2 separate regions of the Homo sapiens genome follow, and region 1 is linked to region 2. A link is an interaction called in ENCODE POLR2A ChIA-PET data of the cell type or tissue named here. Cell type or tissue: MCF 10A. All regions are shown on one strand. Links, peaks and the distances in the headings refer to the core of each region. The heading gives the core; the rest is flanking DNA. Region 1 overlaps THADA (THADA armadillo repeat containing). Region 2 overlaps THADA (THADA armadillo repeat containing).

Region 1 (2,827 bases), core at 23-2,522, 52 kb before region 2:
ATTTCACAGAAGAGGGACCTAAGGCTCATGAGGTTTAGCTACTTGCCTGTGGCCATACAGCCAGAAAGTGGCAGAACTAGAACACAAAGCGAGCTCCATCTGCAGAGCACATGCTGTTACACACCAAACAACGGATTCCCTCATGGGCAGGGTGTCACCTTTTTGGAGTTGGCTTTAGATTTTATTTTGTCAGACTCTTTGGGAAATTAGCCACTTCACCCAAAGTCTGAATGTTGACCAATAATCTCAAATCTCCCACATAGTAGGTTGATTTTAGCAGGAAAGGTAGGAGTAAACCAGAGGAGAATTTTGTTTTGGGTTGACTTTAAGATTCTTTATCTGGACGGTAAAAGACAATAAGGATGTGTATTTTTTGGTGCATGAATGTTATTTACCTCAATGAGCCCCTCGCTGTTCTCATGTAGACAGAGGTGAGGGAGGAGAGGAGCAAGGCTCAAGGTTTCTAATGTCAACCGGGAATGTCGTAAAACTATGAAGGTAGAAATCTTAGTTTTCTGGTTAGAAAGTAGAGAATGAATGAAATTACCCCAATAAGGATATCAGTGTTGCTAGCAAGAAGTTAACTTTTTTTTTTTTTAACATTTATCTCTATAAAACTCTTATGTTTGATAATAGTTTGGTGCTATTGATAGAGGATTTTGAGGCTTATGATAATTCTTATGATTTCTCTAGACTTAACTCTTTCTCTAGAGTGTGTGCTTATGTCTTTCATTGATATCTTTAATTAAAATGATACTAATAACCATTATTATTATTTGTTTTTATCTTTGAGAGGACCTAGGAAGTCATCCAGTCTCATTCTCATTTTGCAGATCTGAAAATTGAGGTGCAGAAAAGTTAAGCAATTTGTGTAAGGTCACAGAGCTAGTGCTGGTGATAGAATTTAATGGTTATTTTTAGTTCACAATAAGCTCAACTAAAACATTTTAAAAAATCAGTCGATTATTTAGAAATGAAGTTTCTGTTAGCAACAGTAATAGTAGTTTGGATTCAGATGATTCTGATTTAAAGTATGAAGTTAATTTTCTCAAAGAGGTGCTTTAATTATCATAAGATTATAAATATTAATGATTTGAAAGTAAGTTAAGAGCTCTAGTGTTTTGGTATAGTCTGGAGTGTCATTCATGCATTTTCCAGAGTTGTTTGTAGAATTAACATTCAATCATTTATCTACTCTTTAGGCAGAGTAGATAAATGAGTATTTTTGGAGACTGAGAGGTAAAGTACAAGTTTTGTGTAACCCTGGTTGAGATGTTCCTAAAGTCAGAATTAAGTCTGTACTGACACTTTGGCCTATTAGAGAGTTTCATGTTTCAAGTTTTTGTTCATTCTTAGGTTCATAGATTACAGGTAGGAGAACCACAAATAAAGTTTTTAACTGAAAAGAAGTTCTTCAAAAGAAATGTTTTCATGAACTTGAAGTGGGAATTAGTCATTGTGTTCTTAAATATTGACTCTTACGTGGACGAAGTAATCTTTATTTCTAAGTACTGCTTCAGGCTATTGCCTTCTTTAATAACTAAGGCATTGTTGCTTTAGTTTGAGCATGTTCTATGGAATTTTGGCAATGCATGTATCCTCTTTCTGCATCTTAGTAAAAGCATGAGTAAATATTTTTTCTTAGCTTTGGTATTTTTGTAGCTTACATTTTATATGGGCCAGACTAATATAATGTAATACCAGGATTACATAATTTAAGACGTCAGGATTGCTTCCAGGAGTATGAGATAAAGTCTTCATTTATCAGGGGGTTTACAAGCAGTATTTCTTGCCCCTTCAATACCTGTAGAGCAATACCACTGAGCTATTTTCCAAATGAGAAAATGGAGTCTAAGAGGTTAAAGCCAGAGGGAACAGTTTCTTTAGAACTTGGATAATATTTCTTTATTCAGAACTTGGTCCTTGTAACTACTGATTTGAGTAATGTACAGTTTGGAAATCTCAGGAATTTCCAGCTATTGTTGTTATACATTGAACTTTTAAATAAAATATACTCTTAATTTTTTCATTGAATACTCCTTATGGACCTTGGCATCCTGGTATATACAAAAGTAGTTTATAACATGTCTGAGATTTCAAGGAGTTTACCATTTATTGAGAGGTAAGACCAACATGGAAACTAGTTTAGGAAATGTGAGAATCAAACTCTCTGGCACTGACTGTCAGGGGATAAGAGGTCAGAGGAGGATGAGGCCATTCTCCATGTAGCAGTCTGGGTTGAATCCGGACTTGAAAGGATGGTCAGGATTTCAATAGGTAGAGAAGAGGGTGTTGCATATGGGATCATGTAACATAAACAGAGATGTAGAAGTTGGAACACACATTGTACATGTCTAAGAAAATTAAAAGATGAATCAGATGAGGAAAGAGAGGACATGTGGAAGTGTTCATTCAGTCATTCATTCCTAGAGCAAGGATTCATGGTCACTTAGTCTGCATAGGCACTGTAGTAGGTTCTGAGACTATCAGTGAGTGTGGAAAACAGACATGTCAGGAGACTAGTTTGAATTTTACAGAACATTGGGATTCATTTAGAAGTCTTTGTATCAGAGTATTCTGTGATAAAACCATTGCTTTAGGAATTATTTGAGAAGTGATTGCATTCTGTACCACTGGCTGGTGGGCATGGAGAATGTGATGCAAGGCCTTGAAAGGGAGTGCCACTTCTAAATTGAGTAGCAGCTATGTTAATGGGGAATATATGTCCTATGTTTTAACGAATACTAGTTTTCTCAAGAAATTAAGAGATGTTTAGTGAAAAATAGATTTTTCTGTTATTCACTGACTAGAAATGCTGAATTAAATA
Region 2 (2,827 bases), core at 325-2,824:
TCCTGACCTCACGTGATCCATCCGCCTCGGCCTCCCAAAGTGCTGGGATTACAGGCATTAGTCACCGCACCCGGCCATATACATAATTATTTCATGAGAAAAATGTTTGAAGGAGGAGTGCTTCACTACCTAAATGTGAAATCTTTCATGTGTAATAATTGTTGTTTCAGTGATATGGGAGAACCAAATCGTCATCCAAGCATGTTTCTCTTACTTTTGGTGTTGGAGAGACTCTACGCTTCCCCGATGGATGGTACTTCTTCTGCTCTCAGCATGGGACCTTTTGTTCCCTTCATTATGAGGTAGTGTCATGCTGTGTAGAAATTGTCTAGGTTGGCGTGGGAGTTTTACGGGAATATTTTATCTTCTTCTTATTTCAGAAACTATTTTATATATATCATATATATTTTATATATATATATTATTTGTTTGTTTGTTTGTTTTTTGAGACGGAGTCTCGCTCTGTCGCCTGGGTTGGAGTGCAGTGGCGCGATCTCGGCTCACTGCAAGCTCCCCCTCCCAGGTTCACGCCATTCTTCTGCCTCAGCCTCCGGAGTAGCTGGGGCTACAGGCACCCGCCACCACGCCTGGATAATTTTTTGTATTTTTAGTAGAGATGGGGTTTCACTGTGTTAGCCAGAATGGTCTCGATCTCCTGACCTTGTGATCCGCCCACCTCATTCTCCCAAAGTGCTGGGATTACAGGCATGAGCCACCGCGCCCGGCCATATTATATATTTTTTTATATATGTAAACCTATTGTATATATTAAAAACTATTATATATATAACTATTATATATATTATATGTAAAACTTTTGTATATAACTATTGTGTGTGTGCGTGTATATATATATAACTTGTATACACACACACACACACACACACACACACACACAAACTTTGGGAGGGGTCTTGTGAAAGCAGAGGCCTGGGTTTTCCTGCCATTGCCCCCAGTGTTTCAGAGTAAGGTGCTTATATTGTGGGTACAGGATCTCATTAGAACCTGTGTAAGTAATGTTTTCTTTGAGCCCTGTCTGCTCCAAGGCAGGTGGATGGTGTTGATAGGAGATACTCCTTTTGAAAGACATAGCCCCATGTTTGCGTTATTCCTGTGTTGAGCCTGGCTAGCACGGAGCAGGCTTGGTTCTGGTATGTATCTTCTGTCCACGGGTTCGAGAGGATGTCAGGACATCTGCCTCTTCACTCTGGAAGAGTCTGCGAGCCGGTGCAATGGGTGGCATGTAAATGGTAATGCCATGTGGCATGAATTCCCACTCGTCTTCTCTTTTACGTTTGTAGTACCTGAAAAAAGCCATGAATATAGAGTATTCATGAAATAATATAACAGGGTTCTCTTCTTTTAGAGCCTATTACCACTTCTTGTGTTACATCTTTTCAGGCATTTGCCGTCTTCTGATTACTTTGTTCATTTTGGATCAAAGGCCTAAATATGTAGGCCTCCAAGAAGTATTAAAATTTTCTCATGAAACCTTTCAGAAGCCTATCATATTAGTTAGCTATTACCTTTCTGCTTAGCTCTTGACAAAACAGTACCTTCATTTTTGTGTTTCTACCAAAAATTGAAGTGGATTTGGAGCAGAAGGGTAAGAAACCAAACTCAAGAGAGTATTTCTTATGTATGTAGTGTCCTAGGTTTCACTTCCTTGTTTCACAGAGCTGACTTATGCATTTTAATGTGAGAAAACCATTAAACATGAGGTTCTGGCATGCGCTTGCAGAGCTATTTGTTTGCGCCAAGCCTTGGCTGTGGCTGTGTTATCTTTGATCACAGAGATGACTCAGGCAGACTGGTTTTTGTTTCCTGATATACAAAGTTACCAGTCTCCTTCATCTGGCATTTGGTGATTCATTTTAGGAATTTGGGTGGTAAATTTTACTTTCAGGGGCCTTAAAAATTGTTCTTTCATGAATAAGTGGAAAGAACTAAGAAATGTTTTCAGAAAGTTGATGCAAGGAGGAAAGGCATGTGCACAGAATTGCAGTTTACATTAGAAACAGAGATTTGCTTTAGAACCTGTGCTCTGTCTTAAGAACATTGAATTTGTGGAAGCTTTTTACTACTCAGTCTGTTGTTCATTGCATCCTAGAAATAATAAATTACTACATTGAAAGTACCTTTCAGTGGTACCTGAAAGTACCTTTCCAAAATGTTGCTTAGTTTACATATAATCAGAATGCTGATACTACTCATTATATTCAAAGTATCCATTATATAAAACAAAGATTGCATTAATATAGAAAATTTAAATATTGCTTTGAAGCCAGTGTACTTAGGGCATCATTTGTTAACCTCTAAAAATACAAAGTAAGAAGTTTGCAATCAGTCTGTTCTTCCAGTGAAAGAAAATGCTGCGGTTGTAGTTGCTTTCTTCCAGTAAGTAAGGTGCTTTATGAAGTAGATTCATAGAACATCACCAACAGCAGAAGTGCCACCAACCAAAATACAAGGTTATTTTGGTGTAACAGAAAGAGCACATCTATCACTCTTGACAAGCCCTGCACTCTTGGGTTCAAATTGTAGCTCTGTAACTGCCTTGCTTGCTCTCTGAACCTCAATTTCCTCAACTTGCAAATGAGGGTGATAACACATCTTCTGAGAGTCACTGTAAGCAAAATGTCCTGTAAGCAGAAGCACCACCCTTGATTCCTTAAGTACAGAGCCTAGGCTCTGACTTATTGACTGTCCATGTGTGTTATAGAACAGTGTTTCTAAAACTTTAAGATGTAAACATATCACTTGGCTATCATATAAATTCTGATTTCAGTAAATCTGAGGTGAGGCCTGAGAGTCCGACTTCCAAATG

What was found. Peaks named below come from ENCODE experiments on the same cell type or tissue, not always from the same donor. Only the 100,000 strongest peaks of a DNase experiment are listed, where the experiment ranks them.
Region 1: POLR2A ChIA-PET joins it to region 2 with 11 read pairs; 5 of 35 experiments call an interaction of 5 or more read pairs at or near these places.

The regions. Positions count from the first base shown.
Region 1 is chr2:43,477,385-43,480,211 of GRCh38, reverse strand. All of the region lies in intron 26 of THADA (THADA armadillo repeat containing), which reads left to right. Among named protein-coding and RNA genes, the nearest start is that of THADA, 120 kb to the left of the region's middle. In MCF 10A, for the core only: no CTCF peak of the experiment used is centred there; no DNase peak of the experiment used is centred there.
Region 2 is chr2:43,425,575-43,428,401 of GRCh38, reverse strand. It overlaps THADA (THADA armadillo repeat containing), which reads left to right. Exons shown (of 38, transcript NM_022065.5): 28 at 171-302. Among named protein-coding and RNA genes, the nearest start is that of THADA, 170 kb to the left of the region's middle. RefSeq lists enhancers at 1,783-1,842, 1,863-1,952, 1,107-2,306, 2,345-2,424. In MCF 10A, for the core only: no CTCF peak of the experiment used is centred there; a DNase peak (open chromatin) is centred at 1,761.